Linked DNA regions of Homo sapiens: region 2 is linked to region 1. The links are chromatin loops, found by intact Hi-C in ENCODE. Cell type or tissue: adrenal gland. All regions are shown on one strand. Links, peaks and the distances in the headings refer to the core of each region. The heading gives the core; the rest is flanking DNA.

Region 1 (7,477 bases), core at 1-5,000:
GGCTCGGTTCACAGAGCAGATTCCATGGTGGCCTCCTTTGCATACCTAGCCTGTGCCAGCCTTCAGTGAGTGCCCACCATGTGCTGGGCACTGCGCTAGGCAGGGGAGGAGGAAGGTACTGGGCCCTGGGCCAAGCCTCGCCCGCTTGTCTCCAAGCCCTTCCTACCCTCCCCTGCCCTGGCTGTCTTCCCCCGTGCAGGTATCTCTCAGAGCACAGAGCAGCCCTGCCAGCCCCAGACCACGCCTCTTACACCCCACCCACCCGCTCTGGCCCCCTGTGTGGGGAGCAGCCAGGCCCTCTGTCCCATGGGGTGCGACTCAGATGGCTTTCTTTCTTGTTCCGACTTTGTCCCTTCTCTCCCCTCCCCTTCCCATCTCCTCCCACCTCTCCTCTCTGTCCTCGCCTCTCTCCCCACACAGTGACTGCCGGGTAAAGTTGTGGAATTACGTCCCTGGACTCACCCCCTGCCTTCCTCGCCGAGTCCTGGCCATAAAGGGCCGCGCCACCACCCTGCCCTGACCCTCCCCAACTCTCCCTGTCTCCTCTTTCATTCTTCCCCTCTTTCCTTTTCCCTCTCTTTCCCCACTTCGATCTGAGCTGCTTCTTAACGGTATGAGATTATTTTACTCCTTCTTCTTCCTTTCCCTTCCTGTCCTGCCTGGCCTAGAGAGGTGCCCTGCCTGTCCCTCCTGCACCCACCGTCCTTTTCCAAGCATGAACAGTGGGACAGGCCCCAGGAGATGGGTGCCAGGGAGCAGAAGGGGGAGCCTTCAGGCCTGGACAAAACGAAACACCCCCCCAAAAAAAGAAAACCCATGACAAAGCTCCCCTGGGGGCCTCTGAGTGCACAGGCCTCTCCATCTGCCCAGCACCCCACCACCTGCAGTCCACCTCCCCGTAAGCCATGCTTGCCTCCCAGCCCCAACCACATTTGGGGAGTTTGGGGAATCCAGTTCATCCTCTACTTTTGGGGGCAGCCAGCCAAGCCCACTGCAAGAGCTGACCGGCACCCCTCCACTTTGTCCTCCACCCCAGTGACCTGACGGTGAAGTTCTGGAGTGTCCGGCGGTTACCCCACAGCGGCCCACCCTAGGAGTGAGGTCAGAGGGATGCCCCCGGACCCTCGACCCCAGCAGCCTGGACACCATGGAAGGGAAGCTGTGACCCGGCCGATGGGGCCAGCTGCTCTGGGGACAGAGGGCGTGGCCCCCTCTCCTGCCCTCCTCCCTCTCCCTTGGCCTTCCCACAGGACACTGTTCCCTCATCCCTCCCCTGCCTCTCAGGAGCCTCTGGGTGAGAGAGAGGCTGGGGAGGAAATTAAGCTGTGAAGCCAAAGGGCATTATCCCTTCTTGTTCCCCTCCTGGCAGTCGTGGCCACATTGTCTCCTGCTGAACCGGCTCTGCCCCTTTCTCAGGCCTTTGGCCCAGTGGTGGAGCCCTGTGGGGAGGTGCAGCAGCCTGGCCCCATCCCACCCTTCCGAGGAGCTGGCCTCCCCGCTTCTCCCAGCCCAGCCTCTAGAGCCACTGCACCTGCCTCTGAGCCCAAAAAGATAAGTCCTCAGGTAGCTAAGGAAACCAGGTGTGGGCGGCTGGGCCTTGCAGCTAACCCTTAACCCTCTGGCAACCCGCAGATAGCCCCAACTGGCCCCAACAGTTCCCTGGGGTCCCTTTTGGATGGGGCCAAGGTGGAGCTGCTAGAAAGATTCCTTTGGGGAGATGGTCAGAAATACTTCAGTTATTTATTATTTTGTTATTTTTATTTTTTGCTGTTGCCTCCTGGAAACGGACTTGAAGTTTCTTCCCCTATATTCTTTCCCTCAGCTCTTGGGGGCCAGAAATCCCAAAGGGAGTCCGCTGCCCCGGCCCTCCAGGGCCGCCTCCTCTGTTTGCTTTGCAGAGGAGGGAACTGCTCCTTCGACTCTGCAGCTCAGGCCTGTCCCCGACACAGCCCCCAGGGAGTCTTCTAGCTACCCCTGGCCTCTAGGCCGCCTGACGCTCAGTGCCTTCCTCCGTTCCGGGGCCTGGCACCCGTGCCGGGCAGCCTTACACCAGCCATGCCCGCGGCACCACATGTGTCTTCTCACTCGCGAGGTCTTGTGCCCAGCGCCCCCGGGAAGGCGGGGGCGCTCACCCCACAGCCCAGGCCCCGGGGTTCTGCCCCACAGTCCTGCGTGGGCCACGTAGGAAGCAGCATGGGGGCTGTGTCTGCTGGGAGGTGGCTTGGATGGGGAGGACAGCCCGGCACCCTGACCCCCGCCCCTCCCCAGCCCTGCAGTCCCCCACTGGGCCGGGGAGTCTCTCCAGCTTCTCTCTCTCTGGTTATTCAGGAGACACATTTTCGGCCTTAAAACTGGCATGGAGCGCAGGCCCTCCCTTGCAGAAAATTATCAAGGAAGAGGGAGTTGGCAGAGTTTCTCTGCCCCGGGGCTGGGGACGCGGAGCTCCGGGGAAATTGTTAAATCAGTGTTCTGGCGCCCCCTGTTGGGGGAACTCTGGAATTACAGGAGTGGGCCTTGGGGGGGACTGAGCTCCATCCCTCTCCCCCGCCCCACCCCCACCCAAAGTTGCCCACCCTGTTTTTCCGTTGCATCGCTGGTCTTGTGCTTCCCGCTTCAGTCTGGGAGCCAAGAGCCAGCCCCACCTCCCTTCAGAGGACGCAGTGACTTTTGGACTTTCCAGAGGTGGTTCTGTGTTTCTGCCCTTGGCTCCTCTCCGTCTTGGGCTGGGGCACTTGGAGCCCTCTCCATGTGGCGCCCAGTGTTGGGGGGAGGCAGGCTCCAGTGGAGGCTGAGTGAGGCCTGGTCCCTTCCCCGTGCCCTCCTCGGAGCTGCCACAGAGGCTAAGACGGCTGTCCTGCTGGTGCTGGCCCTGCTGGATGTGGTATTGAAGTCTGGGGCAGCTGATAGCAGGAAGGAGACCCCCTTGGATGCTGGTCTCCTGGGACCTGAACAGTCTGTCAGCAATGGCTGGAAATCCTTCTTCCTCTGGCCACCCCGGGGGTGCCGGGCAACCCCCTTAGCTCTAAGATGTGGCCACAAATCTCTTCCCACTCCTCCCCGCCAACCTGAACAGAAAGTTTTGACCTTGCAACCTGTAAGAAAGAATCCGTCCGCATGACTGTTTACAAGCGATAGAAACACGTAAGACTCTGTCCCCTTGAGCTCCCACCCCCGGGCCGGGGATGCCCCACCTGGGGTGACTGCACTGTAGCTGCAAGGCGTGTTCTTGCACGAAGTGTGATCTTATGGCCCTGCGAGAGGTGCTCATCATCATGCCCATTTTCTGCTGTTTCTGATGGGTCAGCTACCTCACGGCGGGGCCAGCTCTGCTGTCCTGGCAAGTGTCATTGACTCTCTAAACTTGAAGTCCTTCAGGAGCCCTGAGCCCAACATCCATGAGACACCCCGAGTTGTGCTTCATGAGAGTTGGATTCTCTGCCCACTCTTTCAGGGATGTCCAAGGTCCATGTTAGGGGGCAGGCCCCCAGCTCCACTCACTGCACAAGCACCCTAAATGTTGGAAGCACAAAATGGTTGTGATTTGAGCACAATGGCAGGGTCCCGCAGGCAGACTTGACAGGCCCAGGCCCGGGAGGATCCCCCCACGTTGGCTCTGTCCAAAGTGAGATTGGGGGTGCCTGTGTCTGGGACAGGGGGCTGCCCTTGCTCAGACCAGGCCTTGGCTCATGGCTTGTCCTAATTCTGGGACTCGTCATCTTACTTCTTGCCCTTCTGTGCCCATCTTAAGACTGGAGGCTGAGCCTTGTCAGGCCCAGCCACATCTTTACGCCATGGGACCAGGAGTAAAGCGCTCTCTAAACCCCGCACCCCAAATCTCTAAACGCCTGAGTTCAGGCTGAGTCCTAGCCCTAGTGAGCCTGAAGAGCTTGGACTGATTCCCAGTCTCCTGGGTCAAGCCCCACTTTGTGCTTTCGAAGCTTATGAGCGGGTTCCCTGGATAGAAGGAGTCTTCCATCCCCACTGCCCTTGGGCCTCTTCAGCATAGTCCTGTGCCAGGGCCCTGTCCTCACTATCAGTCAGTTCAGTATTTGCTTTCACGTGAGTGGCGGACTCTTCTGAAGCAGCCAGAACTCTCAAAGGCAGCGCATGGAGTTGCCTTGCGAGATTTCCAAGGAAGGAGGAAAGATTAACAGGCGGAGCCTGGCACACCCAAGCCTTTGAGGTGGTCAGAGTGCCACCTTCAGCCCCTTGGGAAGGGACAGCGGTGGGTCTGGGAGTGGCCTCACCCTGGATTCAGCCTAGGAATCTCTTCACCCTCAGCTGTCCAGCCCTGCTGCCTGTCTGGGGATGTGTGGCCTGGGCAGAGGGCAGTTTAAAGCACAAAACCACATGGGGAAAACACAAGGTTGCGGGGACTTTCTCATGTGCCTGATGTGGTGGAGGGAGACACCAGCAGGTGGCTGCAGTGACGTTAGGGAACATAACACTTCTTTGCCCTGCTAGCTCTCAGCTCTGGGGGGCATCCCCCGATGTGGTCTGGGCTGGGAGCAGGCATATCCCCTGGTTGTTGCCTGTGCCTGGTCTGTTCACCATCGTGTTTGTGTGGGCAGAGCCTGCCCTGCAGGAGCAGTGACTTTCTTCCCACTGTGTGTCCCGGACCTGTGGTATGTGTCCCTTTGCCATCCCAAACAGGCAACTGCTTGCTGCTCTCCTTGCTTGGCATAGCCTCCTGGTCAGTGGCCAATGCCCCACAGGCCTTCCTGGGCCTGGCCCTCCTCTCCTGACTCCCAGATCCTTCCCTGCCCTCTTGTGTGCAAGGACAGATTTTGCAGGGAAAGTTCTGTTTCTTCTTTGATACCTTTGTTCTGTCCCCTGCCCCATCCCCAGCACTCATGATCTTGAAGCCCCTATCACACTCTAGTTCAGTCCTGTGAACCATGTCCTGAGGGCCTTGCAGGGAAGTAGGAAATAGAAACTCCTCCACAAAGAGCCGAGGATCAGAGAAGACCCCTGAGATGAATCAGGGCCCTGCCCTGCCCACCAACTCTTTTCTAGCAATCATGTCCTGCCCAGGCTGCAGGCTTCATTAGGCTCCTGCTGTCCTCCATGATGTGACTAGCACAAGGTGTATATATGTTTTGTACCTCTGCCGATGGCTGTACATAGTGTATGAAAGTTATTTAAGCCCCATGTTGTACATTTCTGTTCCTAGATTGGATGTGTGTGTTCTAAGAAGTTGTCATAAATAAAACCTGAATGACCAATGTCTGTGGAGGTGTCCCCTGTCCCCTTCCAGGGGGCTGCTGACTTTTGGCTGGGGCCTTTGGAGAGGGAGTTGGTGGTGGTGGTGGGTGGGTGGGTGAATGGGTGCAGCAGGCCTCTGGGGCTGGGCCCAGCCTGATGAGAACTTCCTGAGCTGTGAGTTTGGGGCTTCACCAGTTAGAAAGCAGAGAGCTTTGAGAGCGTCACATTCTCCTCCAGACTCCATATGTTGTCTCCAGAGGCAGGTGCAGTTGCTGGAAGAGTGGGCAGCAGCATTTGTGGACCAACTGCTATATCCTAGGCACTGTTCAGAGCATTTTTCATTGTGTCTTCACTGCCCTGTGTGACAGGTGACATTCTCATTTTATGAAATGAGAAAGGTCTCGGGATGGATGTGACTTTCCCAGGATCACAGCTAGTAAGGACAGAGCCAGGATCTGCATCTAGACCTCCCCAACCACAGCAGCCTTTGCCTTTTGCTAACGTAACACGTACCTCTCTAGGGCCTGGACTACGCTGTGCGTGGTGCACGCCAAACGCATCTCGGTCCCTTGCCACTTATGGAAAGAAGGCAAGACTATAAAAAGATCATACAAGAAAAGAGCTCTACAAAGGTCTTTTCTTTTCTTTTTAAATAGAGATGGGATCTCACTATGTTTCCCAGGCTGGTCTCGAACTCCTGGGCTTAAGCCTTACCTCCCATCTCAGTCTCCCAAAGTGCTGGGATTACAAGCGTGAGTCACTGTGCCTCACCATGATTTTTGTCCTAGATCAGTGCTTTTCAGTCTTTAAGAACCCATATTCCCTTTTGATAACCATGAATTGTTTCACCAACTCCTGGAGATTCCGGCCCATCCCCTGGGCAGAGAGGCCCCTCGGGGAGAATCCACATCTTCATCACCAGCCACAACTGATTAAAAAGCTTAACTTCCTGATATTTGTATCAGGAATATAATAGGGTTTCTCTTTGCTTTGTTTCCCAAATATAAAACCAAATTGCTTCCTCAGCCTGCGCAGGTCCCCTGCTGTTTGTCCAGACTTATGGATGTGACAGGTGCTCTGGCCAGGGAATTCCTGGAGTCTGTAGGAGGCAGAAGTCACCGTGGGTGGGAGGGTGAAGCTTCCTGGGGAAGGTTTCCTCTAGAGAGGCTTCTGGTCCTCAAACAGAAAGGCCTTGGTGAGTGAGAGAGGGACCCTGAGCCATGGAGGGAGACACAAGTGGGCAGAGTTGCCCTGACATGCCAGCCCCGCTGGCAGGCACAGAGCCTCCTGCCCCAGGAGCAGGGTGGCTTCTTGCGGACAGTTGTTTTTGGCTGGCTGACCCGGCATCACCCATGCCACTCCCCGCCCCACCCTCGCTCCCCACAGGTCCATATTTTGCATAGGATCCTGCCTGACAGTGGGACAGAAGAGCCCACTGTGAACTGCAGGAAGTGACACCTGGGCATGGCCAGCTGCAGACTGGGCAGGGTGTGTGGGCAAGACCCAGAGACCGGCCACTGGGGAACTGGTCACGGGCCAGACCTGGAGTGGACTCCAGCCATCTGGTTCCTTCTTGCCACTGCGCTCCTCCCTGCACCCTCCAGAAAGTTTGCAGCACAAGGTAATTTTTCCAAATGTAGTTCACCCTGTCTCTCGAGGATGCCAAGGCTCCTGCAGGGTGCAGTGGGGGACAGGAACACTGGGTTAAGAGACTCTTTTCTTCTTTTAATGTGGGGTGTTGTTTTGTTTCCAGATTACATGAATAATATCTGCTTACTTTAGAAAATTTGGAAAGCAAGAGTGTCAAGAAAAATCCCGTTTAGGATATAAGCTATGGGGCAGCTTTCCCAGGCACAAGGGAATGGCACCTCTCAGAATTTGGTAAGAGCCATTCAATTGTCAGAACTAGGTGGCATCTTAAAGGTATCTTTTCCTCAGCCTCTGAAGTTGAGTTTTAAAAACAAAGATAATGTTTTCCAACTCTCTGTTTATAAATTTACATTCTACAGAATTGAGGCCCAGAGAAGCCAACAGAGTTGGCCAAAATCATCCTGGGACAGAGATGGCCCTAGAATCCATTACTTTCCATGCATTCATTACCTTGTATTCATTATTTTATGCTTGACCAAAGTGAGGGGGTGACTTGTGGGGGTGTCAGAACAGTCTTTAAAGTGGGTCTCATCCCAATGCACTTGACCGGTTAATAGATTTTTAATAAGATCTATCTTTTATCATTGCTTGTAACAAAGCAAAACTGCCCTGGCAGAGGCAG
Region 2 (7,477 bases), core at 1,657-6,656, 250 kb before region 1:
CAGCGTGTTCTCAGCCACAGCCTTGTACTCCCCGCTGTCCTTCGGGGATACGCTGGGGATGGTGAGGGAGCACACGCCCAGCAGGTCAGTGCTGTACACCGCGGGGTTTCCTTCCAGGCTGCGGTCATTCTTGAACCAGGTGACGTGGGGCCGGGGCGAGCCCTGCACGGCACAGCTCATGCAGCACTCGCAGCCCTGGGGCAGCAGGTGGGACCGCAGGCCCACCAGGAACCGGGGCTTCTGGCTCAGGTCGGGCTCCCGGTAGCACGGAGCCTTCACTGTGAACCTGTCTGTGGTGAAAGCCGGGGTGAGAGAAGAGGGTGAGAAAGCGAGGAAGGCCTGGCTGAGACCCGGGTCTGGGTAAAGAGTTCATGAAGCTACCATGTAGGCCTTATCTGGGATTTCCTGCCACATCTTGCCTGCAAATTTGGACCCCAAGGCTTGCCTCATTCTATCCTTTTCCTAAAATTCTTTATGGATTTTTTTTTGTAGCTAATACACATTCACTGTGGACAATTAGAATACACAGAGAATCAAAGGAGAAAGAATAAAAACCAAATCATAATCTCACTACCTATAGATGACTATAGCTGACATTCTGGTGTAGAGCTTTCCTGAAATTTTTGTATTTTATGAAAATGAAACCTTGATTTGATTTTATAGCCTGCTTTTCTGTGACTGATCTTAAGGTCCACATCTACTTTGCGGTAAAATATACACTTTGTTTTCAGAGAAACATTAACCTCTATTTGCCTTATTGTCTGTGGCTGCTTTTGAAAATCCTCCCAAAGGCACCTCAGACACCAAAACACCCACACCAATCTCATTCTTCCCACGGAGGTCGGGGTGCAGAGGATGCCAGAACAGGTGGGTGTGAGGCAGGAGCGGGAGGAGCAGCAGCTCGGGGCTGCTGGCTGTTATTTGGCATGCTCCAGGCCATCCCTGCCACAGTCCCTATCCTGCGCGCTTGCCATGCTTGGGTGCATCCCACTGCATTGCAGAGCGCAACCCCCACCCTGCCTGCTCCTCCCTCTCAGGGGCTGCTTACCGCGCTGCCGGGGGATGCACCAGGGCTGGCTGGTGTCCGAGGGTTTGCTGGCCCCCAGCTCATTCTTGGCCACCACCCTGAAGTGGTATTCGTGGCCGGGGAGGATGCCCAGGAGGGTGAAGCGGTTGGTGTGGATGCGGTCGGCTGCCTCGTGCCAGGGACCGTGCGCTGAGGAGCGTGTGAACACCGCGTAGTGCAGCGGGACATCCTGGGCCTCGTCAGGAGAGGGTTCCCACTCGGCCGTCACCGTCCCAGGCACGTTCTCCTGCAGGTGGATGGGCCCAGGGGCCTGCGGGCATGCTTCAGGAGAGACGGCAGAGGGAGGTCACGTGGAGGGGACCCAGCAGGGCTGCTACCAGCCCCCTCCAGGTCCCAGGACTTCTGAGGGTCCTGGGGAACGCAGTCTTGCCACACAAGTAGCTGGACCCAGAGTAAGCTTGGCCAGCGGTCCACAGTTATCTCTAGAGGGTAGAAAATCTCCCCAAAAGAGTAATTTTAATTCACTTCAGTGTGTTTGTTTGTTTGTTTTTTGAGACGGAGTCTGGCTCTGTCACCCAGGCTGGAGTGCAGTGGCACGATCTCGGCTCACTGCAAGCTCCAACTCCCGGGTTCACGCCATTCTCCTGCCTCAGCCTCCCAAGTAGCTGGGACTACAGGCGGCCACCACCACGCTCGGCTAATTTTTTGTATTTTTCGCAGAGATGGGGTTTCACTGAATTCACTTCAGTTTTTAAGTAAAATGACACAGGACAAGGCATGCATTTTTGGACAGAGGCAGGGCTCTCATGAAGCTGCATTACAGAGCCCCCACTGTTAGTCTATTTGATCATTTCTGGATATCCAGAAGCTCCTCCAGGGCAGGGGCTGTGTGGAGCCACAGCTGGGGAGGAAAGCCTTTATCCTGTGCAACGGCTGCAGACAATTTTGTCCCCTGGGTCTTTGGAGTGATGTAACAGTGGTAACCGCCTCTGCTCACTGACTCAACGGGAAGGATAACTGAGGTCGGAGAGGAGACATGACATGACTGTCTCTAGGCTCCTGAGGCAGAAGGACAATGGAAGTCCCCAGGGGATCTTCTGGGGTCCTTTCTACTTTCTATCATCAAGCATGGAGGAAAGGTGGAGAATGGTCACTTTGCATACCCAGCCCTGGTAGAGTGGCTGAGACCTATGATCAGACCAGTGGACACCTCTTTGCCTTGGTGAGTGGCCGAGCCAGCGTCCAGAGCCCAGAGCAAGGCCTGCCTCACCTGCCACCCTGATACGGAAGCTGTGGGCAACCTCCTTCCCCTGCAGGGTCCTCAGCACCACAGTGTAGAGACCACTGTCTGAGAGTCCAGCCACAGGGATCAGAAGCTGGGTGAGGCCATCCTTAGTGACAGTCACACTTCTTTTGGGCAAGGGCAAGCCATCCTTCAGCCAGGTCACCTCAGGCATGGGCATGGCCTGAGAAAGGAGAGGAAGGAAAAGTTGAGAAGGGGAAGCTGGCAGTTTCATGGAGGTGATGGCATTTAAGCTAGGCCAAAGGTAGAAGCGGTGAGAAGAGTCTTCTACAAGGAGAAAGTCGACCAGAAAACACAACGTCGACAAGAAAACACAGGTGGGAAAGAGGGGTGGTGATAAAGTGTGAGGTTGGCAGGCGGGTATGGTAGGGGGGCGGTAGAACAAGAAAGGAAGTTGGACGAAGAGGTTCGGCAAAAATGCAAAGTGCCCTCCACGTCACACCTCTACAGACATCTGGACATTATCCTCTCAGCCAGGAGCCGCTGTTGTCAGATTCTGAGCAGGAAAGCATAATGAGTTCTGGATTCACATGGCAGGGGGTGGGATGGGAATGAGAAGGGATGTGTGGGGAGGGGAGTGTTAACCACCCTGGCAGCCAAGACCATGTAGGAGATAATTTGGCAATAGTCTAGGAGGAAGATTGCGGTGTCCTGGCCTTGAACTGTGGTGACCCTGAGCAGGGTGGGAAGGCCAGCCCAGCTGCTTGGTGACCATGCCGTCAACTCCCTACGGGGCCCTCAGTACAGGGCACGGTGGGCACCAGAGTCAAACGAAGATGCTGATAGTCACTAACTGACCTCACAGGATTGTTCTGAGAATTTAAGGCGTTAATAATAAATACACGGAAAGCAGAGAGAACAAGGCCTAGGACATGGTAACTACTCAATGTGCATTAAATATTTTTGCCATCATTATCATTGTCATTATTGTGGTTAAGAACAAGTCATTTAGAGTAAGATAGACTGGTTTGAATTCCTACACAGATGATGATGATTTTAAACAATAATAATATTAAAACATATTGGGTGCTGTCATATGCCAGGCCCTACATATACACTTTCAATATATTAATTCCTTGAACCCTCAGACCTTTGAGGTAGGTTACTATTATTATCCCCTTTTGACAGATGAGGAAGGTGAAACACAGAGATGTTAAGATATTTGTTCTGGCTGGGCACAGTGGCTCACACTTGTAATCCCAGCACTTTGGGAGGCCGAGGTGGGCAGACTACGTGAGGTCAGGAGTTTGAGAGGCCAGCCTGGCCAACACGGCGAAACCCCATCTCTACTAAAAATACAAAAATTAGCCGGGCGTGATGGCATGCGCCTGTAATCCCAGCTACTTGGGAGGCTAAAGCAGGAGAATCGCTAGAACCCGGGAGGTGGAGGTTGCAGTAAGCCGAGATCGTGCCACTGCACTCCAGCCTGGGTGACAGAGTGAGACTCCATCTCAAAATAAATAAATAAATAAATAAATAAATAAATAAATAATATTTGTCCAAAGTCAAACGGCTGTGAGTGATGACATCAAAATTTGAACCCAGGCAGTTTGTACTTTTAGCCACCACCCTACTGTTGTAAAGTCAGGTGGTGTTGGTGTTGGTTAAGGATCACCCTGAGTCAAATATAGGTCATGTGCTTGCACAAAAATACATTGTGAAGTCAAAGGGGATCATCTGCACGACCGGCTCCCTGAATTCCCAGACTAGGAGAGGTGGAGAACCGAAGAGCCTTAGTTTGGAGGTGCAGTAGCTGAAGCTACCACTAGAGGGATTTGCAGGCCTGGAGCAGAATGGCCACCCAGCCGCCAAGTGAGGGCAGTACCTTCAAGGAGGACCTGAATCCTTCCTGCCTCATGTCTCTCACCTGATTTCCACAAGCCCAGTCAGTGATTTCCACAAGCACTGACTAGGGGCCAAAAAGGAACAGGGAAGAAAAGAGAGCCACAGGGCTGAGTCTGGCCCCCTTGGCCTCTCTGGGCTTCCCTCCCCACACCCCTGCAGGTACACTCACTTCAAAGGAGACGGGCACACGAACTGTGTCCCCGACCTTGACTGTCAGCAAGTCCTTGGTGCTGGAGTCCACGAGGAACTTGGGACAGACTGAAACGCACAAGAGGACTGGTTACCTCCCTCCTCCCTCACAGTTGGACCCCAGCCCCAGGTCCCCAGCAAGGTAGGGCTGGAGGGGAAGACTGGGCCAGTCGGATTGATGCTGAGATCCCAACATACTGGGGCCTCTAAAGGACTGGAGTACAGCTGGGAGCAGAATCTTCAGGGGAGACCCCAGGGGCTGATGGGGAGATGCTAGCGGGGGAGGGACAGGAGCTGAGAAAGGAACCCTGCAGGGAGAGGGGTGGACTAGGCTGGAACAGAGGAAGATGCAGACATGTGGCAGAGCGCTTATGTTTTGCAGATGAGATAAACACCAATCTAAGACAGGAAATGACTTGCCTGAGGTCACACCTTGTTCGGGAGAGAGCCAGGACAAGATTCTGGGACTTTGGACTCCGTGTGCTGTGTTTGTGACTCCCTACTGCCATAGTGATGACTAGGGTCAGCTGGGGTGGCCCAGTGTCAGCTTGGGTCAAAGGCAGATCAGGTGCTTGTGGTGGTTAAAGCCCAAAGGGAAAGACAATCCTCTTTTCAATAATAACGGGGAGCTGGGCATGTCCCATTCTGAACGTGAACCATGGGAGCTGAGCGGCCCTTAGGCCTTCGAAGGCCATGCCCGGGAAGCAGCCACTCTCTCTCCTACAGAACATCAACTTTGGAGTCTCCAGGTTTAAATCCTGGCTGTACCACATACCATTAGTGACAACTAGGGCAAAGTACCTTGAACCTCAGTTTCCTTCTCTGTAACTTCGGAATAAAAACATTAATATTGTAGTATAGTTATGAGTCGTAATGAGAAAACATTTCTAAGAAGGGACTGCCTAGCCCAGTACCTAGCACCTAGTAGGTGCTCAATAAATGTTACTTCCTGAAACTGAGGGTGGGGATCCTGGCTTAGTAAGTGCATTGCGGCTACTCAGGGGCCCCCTCTTAGGAGAGGCCTGCAGGGCTCAGGGGTCGGGGAAGGAGGCAGCACTCACCAGTAACAGGCATGGCTTGCACTAATGTGTCCAGGGCACTGGGCTGGCTCTGGCCTCCTTCATTAACTGCTGTCACCCGCACGAAGTAGCCCTCTCCAGGCCGAAGCCCCTTGGCCGTGTAGGTGGTGACTGGCACGGTGCCCACATGGCACGGGAGCCACTGGAGACTGTCTGAGCTGCACAGCTCCACCACATACCCCTGGGCTTCATCCCCTTCCTGGGTGTCTGGCCCAGCCCAGCTCAGAGTGATGCTGGTGTTCGATCTGTCTGTGACTTGGAGATTCCTCACCAGCCCAGGGGGTCCTGCCAGGCACCATGGGAGAGTCAGGAATGGCATCTCCTGAGGGAGGCCACTCAGTGTGGATATTGATTAGCCTTCCTTGTGGGAGACTGGGAATTGTTTTCACTTAGCAATTCTGCCTTTAGATTCTTCCTGAAGCACCTACCTTGTTCCAAATTCTTACTGTAACCAGCACTTTGTCTCCGTTATGCACACAGATCCCAGGCCACCTCCACCAGGAAGCCTCCCTCAACTCATTCCCCTCATTCATTCACCAACCTGCCAAATGCCTTCTCCTAACTATCCTTCTGTAATTCCTGAAAACTGATATTTTAGTTGATGACCTCTTGGGTTCCATTATCCCGTATGACTAGACTTCCATGTGTTTTTATTCTGGACTCTAAGCTCTTAGAGTCACGACTCTGCCTTCTGGGTACTCAGTGCAGGCTTCTTGTTCTCCACTTATTACATGAGAACAATAATAATAGCCCCACCTACCCACAGAGGTTTTAGAACAAGCAAAAAGCACAATGAGTGTGAAAGGGCTCTGGCCCTCAAGTCTGGCTGCACGTTGGAATCACCTGGTGAGCTTAAAAATACTGGCACCTAGATGCCACCCCAGAGATTCTGATTTAATTAGTCTGGGGTGCAGTCTAGGCATCAACATTTTTAAGAGTTTTCCAGGTGTTTCTACATATGCAATGAAGTTTGAAAACCACTGGGCTAGGGCAGTACTTCTCAAACTTTAATTAGTATAGAAGTTACCTGGGGATTTTTGTAAAAAATATAGACCCTGATTCAGTAGGTCTGGGGTGAGGCCTGAGATTCAGCATTTCTCATAAGTTCTAATAAGATGATGTTTCTGGGCCATGGGCCTTGCTTAGCAGCAAGAATCCAGAAAATGTAGTGATTGCTGTGGCTACTGTTAGACACTGCTTATCCTATCTATTGTCTCTACTTCCCACCACTGATAAAAGAGATTAACAGGCTGTGGGCCCATGGCTCATGCCTGTAATCCCAGCACTTTAGGAGGCCGAGGCAGGAGGATAGCTTGAAAGCAGGAGTTCAAGACCAGCCTGGGCAATATAGTGAGACCCTGTCTCTACAAAAAGATAAATTAGCAGGGTGTGGTGGCACATGCTCATAGTTCCAGCTGCTTAAGAGGCTGAGGCAGGAGGATTGCTTGAGGCCAGGAGTTCAAGGCTGCAGTGAGCCGAGATTGCATCACTGCATTCCAGCCTGGGTAAAAGAGTGGACCCTGTTAGAGAGAGAGAGAGAGAGAGAAAGAAAGGGATAGAAAGAAGAGAGGGAGGGAGGAAGGGGGAGAGAGAGAAAGAAAGAAGAGAGGGAGGGAGGAAGGGGGAGAGAGAAAGAAAGAAAGAAAAAGAGAAAGAAAGGAAAAAAAAGAACAGAAAGAGAAAGAAAGAAGACAGGGAGGGAGGAAGGGGGAGAGAGAGAGAGAAAGAAAGAATGACAGACAGACAGAAAAAAGAAAGAAAGAGAGAAGGAGAGAGAGAAAGAAGGAAGGAGAGAGAGAAAGAAAAGAAAAGAACAGAGAAGAAAAGAAAAGATAGGACAGGCTTGGTCCATTTGCAAGGAGTAAGTTGCATGGGCCGGCTTTCCTCCCCCATCCCTCCATTCCATGTCCTGCCCTTCCTAGGACTAAAACTCAGATACCACTTGAACAATGAAATGTACAGAATGTTTCGGTCTTGTTGGGTTCATTCAAACAGCCTGAACACCTGCAGTGGGCTGGGCCCTGTGGGGCACAG

The links. Peaks named below come from ENCODE experiments on the same cell type or tissue, not always from the same donor. Only the 100,000 strongest peaks of a DNase experiment are listed, where the experiment ranks them.
Region 2: a loop joins it to region 1, with 2.6 times the contacts of the local background. A loop is called at or near these places in 50 of 110 quality-filtered maps.

Annotation. Positions count from the first base shown.
Region 1 is chr1:200,967,138-200,974,614 of GRCh38, reverse strand. It overlaps KIF21B (kinesin family member 21B), which reads left to right. Exons shown (of 35, transcript NM_001252102.2): 35 at 1,037-5,225. The coding sequence ends at 1,094. Among named protein-coding and RNA genes, the nearest start is that of KIF21B, 53 kb to the left of the region's middle. RefSeq lists an enhancer at 3,361-3,540. In adrenal gland, for the core only: CTCF peaks have their summits at 2,276 and 2,480 (motif pointing left); a DNase peak (open chromatin) is centred at 2,464; H3K27me3 peaks cover 349 bases.
Region 2 is chr1:201,219,695-201,227,171 of GRCh38, reverse strand. It overlaps IGFN1 (immunoglobulin like and fibronectin type III domain containing 1), which reads right to left. Exons shown (of 24, transcript NM_001164586.2): 19 at 5,426-5,728; 20 at 4,345-4,433; 21 at 2,298-2,493; 22 at 1,049-1,348; 23 at 1-290. Among named protein-coding and RNA genes, the nearest start is that of IGFN1, 33 kb to the right of the region's middle. RefSeq lists an enhancer at 624-1,616 and a silencer at 4,088-4,197. In adrenal gland, for the core only: a CTCF peak has its summit at 4,086 (motif pointing right); a DNase peak (open chromatin) is centred at 4,131.